Linked DNA regions of Homo sapiens: region 1 is linked to region 2. A link is a loop called in an ENCODE intact Hi-C map of the cell type or tissue named here. Cell type or tissue: Caco-2. All regions are shown on one strand. Links, peaks and the distances in the headings refer to the core of each region. The heading gives the core; the rest is flanking DNA. Region 1 overlaps AGBL3 (AGBL carboxypeptidase 3). Region 2 overlaps AGBL3 (AGBL carboxypeptidase 3).

Region 1 (5,390 bases), core at 115-5,114, 100 kb before region 2:
TGGTGACATATTTTTGAGTTCTGAGTCAGTCTTATTTCTTCCCAAATGTCATTTTTTACCATACACGTCTTTGTCACAACCTACATATAATATCAAATAACTCAGGTACATGTCTAAGGAGGATATCTTCTTCCATTTCCATAAAGTCAGAAGTCTCATTCAGTGCTTCTGTATGTTTTCAGGAAATTAAAAAGTGACCCCAAACTTTTATTATAAAAGCCTCAATGTCACAGGCTAGCAAATCATACCCTTCACAGTACAACATATGGAAGACATTTAGTGGGTAAGATCTTTTCATTTTCTTTGATAAGAAGTTCACAGACTGAATGAAACATGCCAAAATTTACATTTTCATTGCCAATAATGCAGATTGATGAGCAAAGTCTAGTTAGTTTTTGGACAAAATATTAGCTAGCAATATTTGGTTTTATGTTTTCTTTGGTTTCATTAAAATATTCATAGAAATCAAGATTATTTGAAACCTCACTTTTCAAATCAAAGTACCTAAAAGCCATGGGGATTTTTTCTTTTGTTGCCATGATTCAGTGTATCACTTGATACACTGTAGAAAACATTATTGTTGGTAAGATCTGACAAAATGAGCTCTACCCTTTAAGAGGCCAACACATCTTTTACAAAATTTTCCCTTTGTTGACCGACGGGATATTTTAGTCGTAACCTTTGAACCAGGAAATGTAATTTTACTTTGTTTCATCAAGCAATCAAGGGAATGAATGATGTGATAAGCATTCATTTGTTGATGTGATAAGCATTCATTTGGGTGGTATGCCCAAGCAAATTCACCAGTTATTATGTTCAACTGAGCATTGGTATCTTCTTGGGTCATAAAAACACTTTCAATTGATTTAGAAGTACTTGCTTGTCTCTTCCAGGACTCCTGAGATTCAGTCTTCATATGTGCTTTCACATCCTTTCCTTTATAATGCACAATCCCAAATTCTTTTCTGCATATTTTGTCATATGCTCTATTTTGCGTATCTTCCTAGTTGTATATGTTCTTCCGCCAGTCATTAAAAGAATAGCCATGTATGTCCTTCCTTCTTCCCTTTTTCTTTCTTTCTTTCTTTCTTTCTTTCTTTCTTTCTTTCTTTCTTTCTTTCATTCTTTCTCTTTCTTTCTTCTCTTTCTTTCTTCCCTCTTTTTCTTTTTTGGTGATGTTCTATTTTGGGTATCTTCCTAGTTGTATAAGTTCTTCCACCAGTCATTAAAAGAATAGCCCTATCTATCTATCTATCTATCTATCTATCTATCTATCTATGTATCTATCTATCTATCTATCTATCTTTCTTTCTTTCTTTCTTTTTCTTTTTGTTTTTTTCTCTTTTTCTTTTTTGGTGATGTTCTATTTTGGGTATCTTCCTAGTTGTATATGTTCTTCCACGAGTCATTAAAAGAATAGCCATATATATCTCTTTCTTTCTTTCTTTCCTTCCTTCCTCCCTCCCTCCCTTCCTTCCTTCTCTGTCTGTCTGTCTGTCTGTCTCTCTCTTTCTTTCTTTCTTTCCTCTTTTTCTTTTTTGGTGACATTTGGGCCATGCTGGCATTGGTATTATACTCATTCTCTTTTCATTGTCTGAACTCTTAGGAAACATGATCCCAATATACACAACACTGAAATTAAGTTAGTGCTATCTCAATGTAAGCAAAACAGTTAACTCACAGGTAAAGTCAAAGATTAATTTTTTTTTTTTGAGAGAGAGTCTGTCTCTGTCACCCAGCCTGGAGTGCAGTGGCATGATCTCAGCTCACTGCAACCTCCGCCTCCCAGGTTCAAGCAATTCTCCTGCCTCAGTTTCCCAAGTAGGTGGGACTACAGGTATGTGGAACTACACCCAGCTGATTTTTGTAGTTTTAGTAGAGACAGGGTTTCACCATGTTGGCCAGGCTGATCTTGAACTCCTGACCTCAGGTGATCTGCCTGCCTCAGCCTCCCAAAGTGCTGGGATTACAGGCGTGAGCCACTGTGTCCTGCCCAAAGATGAATTGTTAGCACTCCAGATTGCAACACACTTAAGTTGCACTTCAGTACCCCCGTCCACTCAGAGTGATGCTCCCCTGGATGATCCATTATTGTGAGCAGCAAAAATCATGGTTGCCAACATCAGCAGTCAAGGGGAAAAAAAGTGACAGTGACTTTGAATGGTGGGTAATCTATGATGTATCCAATTAGCACAAAAAACAGTGTTGCTTCCATTTTCTATTTTGGGGAACTGAAAGCAAAGATAACATATGGCTTTTGTATTTTCTTGCCTTTTAAAATGCTTTAAAATCTTTTGTTGGTCACAGGACAGTGGGTAACAAAAACTGAAGTTAATAGGCCTTTACTATGGGGTTTTATATTAATCTGACAAGGAATTGGACTGTTTAATGTTTGCTGTAGCCACTAGTATCAAAGGCTTGGAATTCCTCTAGGATATTTGTTTTTGTCTCTCCTGTTGTCTTTAGGATTTCCAAAGAACGACTTATCAGATAGAATCTGTCTTTCTTGCTGCTTTATCAGCTGTAAACCACTGTTATTATACTGGAGTCATGTTGGTGTGGTGGTAAGGTATGGGGGAGAGGAAGTATCCTATAAACTTATTTTTAAATCTCAGTCTAAGTGGGCCTGTGTTCCTGGGCTATGACCTTAATAAGTGTTTCTTAGCTTTTCTTCCTCCAACCCTCCAGTGAGACAGGAAGACTAGAGGAGGCTGGAGTTGCAGAAATATCCCTCCCCGAAAATAGGATAAGGTTCTGGTAAAGACTGTTCACCTTGTGAACTTAGCAGAGTTCCAGGCTTAACATGAGTGACTCTATCTTGGGCTACTTACTCCATGTTGAACTGCTGATGAACTGTGAGACCAACAAGGGAACTATGAAAACCAAGTTCCTTTGCAAACATCTGTGCTCTCAACAATACAAGGAAACTGATCCCAGTCTTTAAGGGATTCTGTATATAATTTTTCCTTGCCAGCTGTTGCAAATGCACCATTCTACTAATGATTAAAGCCTTCTTTGTTTGGTAAACCAATGAAAAATCTGACAAACAACTTATGTAATCTGAATAAATTCCTATAAATGTAAGGCCTCTTGCTCCTCTTGGGTGGTATGGTCTCTGACTACTACCCAGGTTGCAATTCCTATTCTGAATAAATGCTTCATTTGTCTCTAACCTATTGATTTTCTCCTTTTAGAGTTAACACCCTAAGAGAGTAGGCCCTTGTTACGGAGAATGCTCTGGGTGTATTTCACAATGTTTACTCTTCTTCTCCCCTTTCCAGAGCAACTAAGAGGTCTTTCTTGGCTCTATGAGAACCTGGTGGGATTCCTGAAGATAAAGTCCACAAAAATGAAGCTCCAGACAAGACTATGGCCACCAGGAGTTTCTCACTTTCAAGCTAGTGCGCACTCAGCCTCTGGCAATTTGTTAAAATCACTGTTTAAGTGTTCCTACCAGTTTATGATTCTAGCAGCTTCTGCCTCAGACAAGCAGATCTCAGCAGTGACTCCCTGGATTCGTCTGTCTCTTCAGATTTCAGGGTAGTAGTTTACTTGTCAGCCTCAGTTCTCTGATGGATCCAATAAGTTGCTGATTTTTAGTTTGTTCAGCTTTTTTGTTGTTGTAAGGACAGGAATGTTGACTTTCAAGCATTATTCATGTTGCAGCTAAAACGAGAAGGCCCCTTATTATCTGTTTAAATAGTAAGTCTATATTTTCTTCTAAGAGTAGTTTTAACTCCTACATTTGTTTCTGTGATCCATTTTTTATTATTTTTAGTGTATGGTATAAGGAACACGGCCAACTTCATTCTTTTGCATGTGGATATCCAGTTGTCCCAGTACCATTTGCTGAAAAGACTATTTTTTTTCCCCATCCAATTGTCCTGGCATCTTTGTTGAAAAATCAATTGAAATATATATAAAGGTTTATTTACATATTTTCAATCCTATTTCATTTATCTATATGTTTACCCTTAGGCCAGTACCACACAGTCTCAATTACTATAGCTTGGTAGTCAGTTTTGAAATCAGGAATCCTTAAACATTGTTCTTTATCAAAATTGCTTTGGTTATTCTGGGTCCCTTGTATTTCCATATAAATTTCAGATTTGGTTTGTTAGTTTCTGCACAAAAGGTAGCTGACATTTTGATAGGGATTGCACTGAATCTATCAATTTGAGGAGTATTGCCATCTAGCAATATTAAATCTTCTGATCCATGACCAGAGTTATCTTGCCATTTATTTAAAGCTTCTTTAATACAGTTCAACTGTGTTTTTTGTAGTTTTCAGTTTATAAGTCTTGTACTTCTTTTGTAAAATTTATTCCTAAGTATTTTGTTCTTTTTGATGCTAATGTAAATGGAATTGTTTTCTTAATTTCATTTTTTAAATGTTCATTGCTAGTGTATAGAGATACAATTGATTTTTATAACAGGTTTTTGAGATGTAATTCACATACCATACAGTTCATTCATTACAACTGATTTTTGCCTATTGATCTTTTATCCTGCAACCTTGTTGAACTCATTTATTAGTGCTAATAGTGTGGCGTGTGTATGTGTGTGTGTGTGTTCCTTCGGATTTTCTATATACAAGAACATATATCCTACAAATAGAAATGGCTTCGCTTTTTTCTTTCTAATTTGGATGCCTTTTTTTTTTTCTTGCCTTATTGCCCGGCTGAAGCCTTCATTATAATGTTGAATAGAAGTGTTGAGAGTGAATATCCCTGTCTTGTTCCAGGTCTCAGGGAGAAAAGCATTTAGTCTTGCACTACCAACTATGACATTAGCTGCAGGATTTTTGAAGATGGCTTTTTTTTTTTTAGTAGAGGAAGATTCTATCTTTCCTAATTTGTTGAGTGTCTCTTTTTTAATCATGAAAGAATGTTGGATTTTGCCAGATACTTTTTCTGCATCTATTGAGATGACCATGTGCCTTTTTCTTTATATTCTATTAACATGGTATATTATATTGTTTAATTTTCATAATTTCGTATGCTAAACTAACCTTGCATTTCTGGGATAAATCCTATTTGGTCATTGTGTATAATCCCTTTTGGTTTGCTAGTATTTTCTCTTACTTTTTCATTCTAATTCTTAATAGATATAGAAGTTGGTTAAAAAAAAAGTTCAATTTATTTGGCCCCTGAAATCTTAACAATTACCTTTTCTGAGAAACCTTTTCTGATTTGCTCCTACCCACAAACAACTCCGATGTAACCCCATAACACAATAAGTAGCATTTGTTTCATATTACTATGTCTATTTACTTGTCACCCACTCTGCTATATTTTATTTACCATTGTACCCAAGTGTCTGGCACAACCACTTACTATTACAAGTTGGGACTTCTGGGAAGCAGAGAAACATCAGATTTTTAAAAGAAC
Region 2 (5,390 bases), core at 108-5,107:
GGAGAAAGGCAGAAAGTGGTAAAAGAAGATAAAGATACACTAAGAAGACAGACCTACAAGGAGGAAATAAGGAGAAAGAGACAGAGAGCCACAAAGAGCAGGACTACAGCTCACAGCCATTCCGGCATAGCCTCCATCTGTGACTTCACTCTGTGTATGAGTTTGTGCCTGGGACACCGTCATGCCCTTTGGAATTGTTTAGAATTGCTAAAGCTTCAGGAGCCAAGCAAATGCTGCAAGTGCCTCCATTTAAGCCCATGTGGCTACTGAACACTTGAAATGTGGCTGATCTCAATTCAAATGTCTGTAAAGATAAATGCACACCAGATTCTGAAGACTTTGGACAAAAAGAATGTGAAATATTCTGGATATATTTGGGTTAAATAAAATCCATTTTTAAAGTTAATTTCATTTTCTTCTTTTTGCCTTTTTAAATGTGGCTACAAGCAAATTTAAAATTACATTATGTGGCTCATGTTATATTTCTGTTGGAATGTGCTGTTTTCTAACATTGTGAGTCTCCTCATTAAAATTAAGGTTGGCAAAGTAAGTTTGCTAATGTCTGAATCCCCCAAACTGCTAAAAACATACCAATATGCTGGACTTTTTCATCGATGACTTCACAATGGTATGGCCACCGTGTTGGGCTCAATGGACCAGAAGAAGAGACACCATATAAATCCCTTGGTTCACGAAGACGTGGCACCCATCTCCCTAGCTGATATTCTAATAGTATCTGTGTAGTCCGGGGGAAGAAGGGATCACCAAAAGAGTCAGCTGAGAAAAAGATTCAAACACAATCATGAGTGGGAAGAAGAAAAATACCAACTCCTGTAATTTTTATATAGTTCCTTTTTTCCTTTCAACACTATTCAATGTGTGGGTATCATTATAAATGTTTTATAATTCATGGCACTGTTTATAAAAGTACTAATGAAATTTTGTGATGATTGATCTTCACAGTAGCCAAAAGATAGTTGACTTTTATACTATTAATTTATTCTAAAAGCTCACTACTGGTTTAAAAACATGTTTCTCGTAGCTTTTCTAGCAAATCATCTACTTTGACTCTTCTTAAATGTAGTCACACTATTTGTCTAACGAGTTAAATACAGTGATGAACTATAATTCCTCACCACTTCCTGGAACTGTATTCTCAAGGTTTGCTAGTGAACTCAGTCACAACTTTTTCTCAGTTCTCCTTCTAGAGCTACTGTGTGATACAATGCCAGGAACACAATTCACATAGACTAGTATGGGGCCACGCCAAGCAGGCTGTGCAGTGATCTGGTGTTTTGGTGTGATACTGTACGGCATCAATTTGACGTTGATGGTCACCCTCCTTAAGCGCACTTCTCTTATGATACATTTCCTGGGTTTCCCCCTCCCTTCCACATATTTGGTTTTCCATTTGTCTCACTGACTCCTCTTGCTCTTTCACCTCTGAAATGTGGCTTTTTGCCGAGATTTAGTTCTTGGTTATTTTTGTACAACAGCTGATACAGCAACTGGACTAGAGCTCAGATAACTGGATTCCTTCCCTTTTACCACTTTGTTTTTGTATGACTTTGTTTGGGCAAGGCAGCCTCTTTGAACATAAATCTTACTACAGGTCAATAACTAATAATATCACCTGCCCTAGTTACTTATCAGGATTGTTCTATAGACTCATTCATTCAACAGATGCTTATCATGCATCTACTATGTGCTAAAAACTATATACAGACAATTGCCATACAGGGTGAAAAAAACAATGTCCCTGCCATCATGAGCTTACACTGTAGTAGGGCATATATAAATAGGAAAACAAGATAATTTCAGTGATCATAAATGCTACAAAAATAAAAAACAGAAATATAAATGAAGATTAGAAATGGGAAAGTGGGAGTAAGAATGCTATTTTAGATAGGGTGGTCAGGCAAGATTTCTCTGAAGAGGTAACATGTGAGCTGACACCTAAATAATGAACTCAGCCCCGGAGTAAAGACTGTTGTGGCTGGACACACTCTAACAAAGCTGAAAGGCAAGCCTCAAAGTAATGAAACTGATCCACAAGCAAAACAACTGCTTATCAGGACAAAGTCCAACATTCTTTAACTGAATACAACAAAATCCAGCAACCACATGTAAAATTTGCAAGTTTGTCATTCACCCAAAAGTTAATGAACAAGAGTTCTAGTCCTGCTGTGGCAACATAAGTCTTATAAAGGCCTTCTCTCTCACTAATTCCAACTAAACTCTAGATAAAATACAAAAACATAACTATCTGAAGAATTTGAAAAGTAAACAAGAGCAGACTGTAGAGTTAATACTTAGAGAAGCACCCCCACAGGAAGGTGAGTCCAGCCCCTTGTTTGCTCTGGCCTGCTGAATGGCAGGCCTCATGCACAGAGAAGTGTGGTGGTGCAAATGGCTAAATCTCAGATAGAAACTGAGTCTTTTTTTTTTTCTGTTTACTAAAGTTTGGAGTTATTTTTTATTATAAATGTTTGATTCCAAAATGCTTGAGAGTAGCCTTTTCTTTTTCTCTTGAGCAGAATAATTTAGTCACACCACCCTAACAATGATAATATCCTATTTAGTGATTACCTACTATGTGCCAGACCCAGTGCTTGGAAGAGATACAAACATTGATAAGACAGCCTCTGAGATCAAGGCGTTCTCAGTACAGACAGAAAGAAGGAAGGGTTAGGTGATATGATATGGCAAGGGCAACCATGCAGGCATATACAGGATGTCATGGGAGAACATGGTGGGGTGGTCAGTAGTGTAGAGGTTGAGAAATTCTGGCCTAGACTAAGAAATGACAATATGTACACATACAAGAAAACAAACAAAAAAAATTCCTTCTCCAAATCAGAAACCCAGTCTTTCTTAACAGAAGACCCAGGAAAAGGGGTCCTTACAGTGTGGAGGGAATCTGAAGGGAAGAAAGCAACCAGAGAAAGGTATCTCCTAATCCTGTGTATGAGTGCACAAAAGTCTCATCCTAATCCCTGAGCTATGCAAGCAGACACACTCTCAGAGACTATGAAAACTTAACTGAAATTTTAACCAACCCCCCCCCCACCCACACACAAATGTCTCAGCTCAATCCCTGAATTACACATGTGCAAGATAGTCCCAAACCAATACAAGGAAAACTTAAGAGAACTAAACAGGACTTTGAACCATCTATACAAGTCTCAAAACCCCTGAACTACACTGGCATGGGAAAGAACCAAATAAGCATAGCAAAGGCTTACAGATCAGAACTGAGATCTGAATTATCCACAGAAGGGGCACCAGAACTTATTGCTTCAACCTAACTGGATTGATTGCCTGCTAGAAGAAATACACTGACCCAGAATCTACACAGCATAGCATGAATAATGGAAAACCAGGAGTAGGACCAGTTCTCAGGGCAAAAGGCAATCAACAAATGTTAACATCAAGATAACCCAGATGTTAAAACTATCAGACAAGAACTTTAAAGGAGTCATTACAATTATGCTCCATGAGGTAAGGGAAAAGCACACTTGTACTGAATTAAAACCTAAGAATTATTGGCGAAGAAATAACACATTGCTGGGAATGCAAAAGGATATAGCCACTTTAGAAAACAGATACAGTTTCTCATACAGTATATAGTTAGCATATAACCCAATAATACTATTCCTAGGGATTTACCCATGAGAAACAAAAACATGTTCACACAAGGACTTGTACAAAAATATTCATAGGAGCTTTATTTGTTACAGCCCCAAACTGAAAATAATTTAAATGAGCATGAATGGATGGCTAAATGGAGAAATTTTGATCTATTCACATAATGGAATACCTCTCAACAATAAAAAGGAACTACTGATATATGCAACAACATGGATAAATCTCAAGAGTATTATGCTAAATGAAAGAAGACAGAAAACACAAAATGTATGATTCTGTTTTGTGAAATTCTAGAAAAGCCAAATATAGGGGAGGGAACGCAAATCACTGGTTGCCTGGAGCCAGGGGTGAAGCCTGGAAGGAGAGGATCTACTGCAGAGACACAGGAACACTTAGGGGTGATTAAATGTTTTACATCTTGCTTTTGGTAATGTTCTAAACAAAGGAAGCAACATAAAGGGATTAGTATAAATGGGCAATTCAGACCAACTAAGAATATGAGTAGATAATAAGCCTATAGAAGTAATTCTCAATTTTTCTAGCAATCCCAGAAATGCTAGTTAAAGGAGTGAGTTATCTCCTGTTTTCTAATAGCTTGGCAAAATTTAAAAAACAGAAAAGGGTAGCAGGGAAATGTCCACAAAACAGTACTATAAAATTTCTATGCCTATGGGTATAGATATGTGTATATGCAAAGAAGTTCTAGAATGATACACACCAAACTAAGAATGGTGGTTATTTCAAACAGGAAGATTTATTTTAGGATGGTGGCAAAAGACAAAAGAAAAAAAAAAAGATAAAGGCCTTAACTCCAATTTCAGAGTATTTGTGACACATATGTAAATATTTAGTAGAGATATCTTAGAGTTTGAAAGTACAATTCTAAGTATAAATCTTTAAAAATTAAGTATACATCAAGATGTCCACACACATGTTCAGTTGCAAATGAATGACTTTATTAATGAGACTCTTTAGACAATGTACTTCGTTTAAATGAAGATGTACTTCTAACATAATCTGTCCGTTATAACTTGAGTCATACAGTCAATACATTTAAACAAATGACAAGGTAAATCCTTATGTTAAATATAAGATAATCACCACTTTCATTTATTATTTTCTAATATAAAATAGGCTTACCTAAAACAAACCTGAAAAGTTTGAACTCTGCAAGTAGATACAGTTCTCTTTCACAATCTACTAGAATAATCATTCCCTATATTATTCAATCTGACTTTTTAGTTTCCTCATCTTCTTTTTTATCCATTCAAAGTTTTATGCTAAACAAAAACTATATGAATAGGTTCAAACCTGTTAAAAGTGCACACCGATGAAGATCTTCACTTACAAATTTCATGAACATATCCTCATCCTAAAATAAGAATTTAAAAATATTTCTCTTTTAAAAACCAACAGTTTTCAAATCCAGAATTTTTTTACATCTATTTTAGTACTTGGGATTGAGTATATGTCTTTAACCTTTAATAAACGAGAAAATTAAAGGATTATTATCAGCTACTGGTCTCAATGCACCCAACACTTCAAATATCCTGAAACCTTAAAGTTTGCATCTTTCATTCCTCCTCTTCCACTGGGTGTGGTCATAATAATGACTTTATGGAAGGAATAAAGTTTAAAGATTCTTGATAAACCCGGGAAAACTATTTAAATTAAGAATAAAATTGGCCGGGCGTGGCGGCTCATGCCTGTAATCCCAGCACTTTGGGAGGCCAAGGCGGGTG

What was found. Hi-C counts contacts between places; a loop is a spot of excess contacts. Peaks named below come from ENCODE experiments on the same cell type or tissue, not always from the same donor. Only the 100,000 strongest peaks of a DNase experiment are listed, where the experiment ranks them.
Region 1: a loop joins it to region 2, with 10 times the contacts of the local background. A loop is called at or near these places in 4 of 110 quality-filtered maps.

The regions. Positions count from the first base shown.
Region 1 is chr7:135,092,474-135,097,863 of GRCh38, reverse strand. The region is part of intron 15 of AGBL3 (AGBL carboxypeptidase 3); the gene reads right to left. It also overlaps a transcript of CYREN not described here. Among named protein-coding and RNA genes, the nearest start is that of TMEM140, 53 kb to the left of the region's middle. In Caco-2, for the core only: no CTCF peak of the experiment used is centred there; no DNase peak of the experiment used is centred there.
Region 2 is chr7:134,988,880-134,994,269 of GRCh38, reverse strand. AGBL3 (AGBL carboxypeptidase 3) reads right to left here. Exons shown (of 17, transcript NM_178563.4): 3 at 4,960-5,020; 4 at 592-777. Among named protein-coding and RNA genes, the nearest start is that of AGBL3, 5.1 kb to the right of the region's middle. RefSeq lists an enhancer at 2,772-2,821. In Caco-2, for the core only: no CTCF peak of the experiment used is centred there; DNase peaks (open chromatin) are centred at 2,049, 2,359 and 2,719.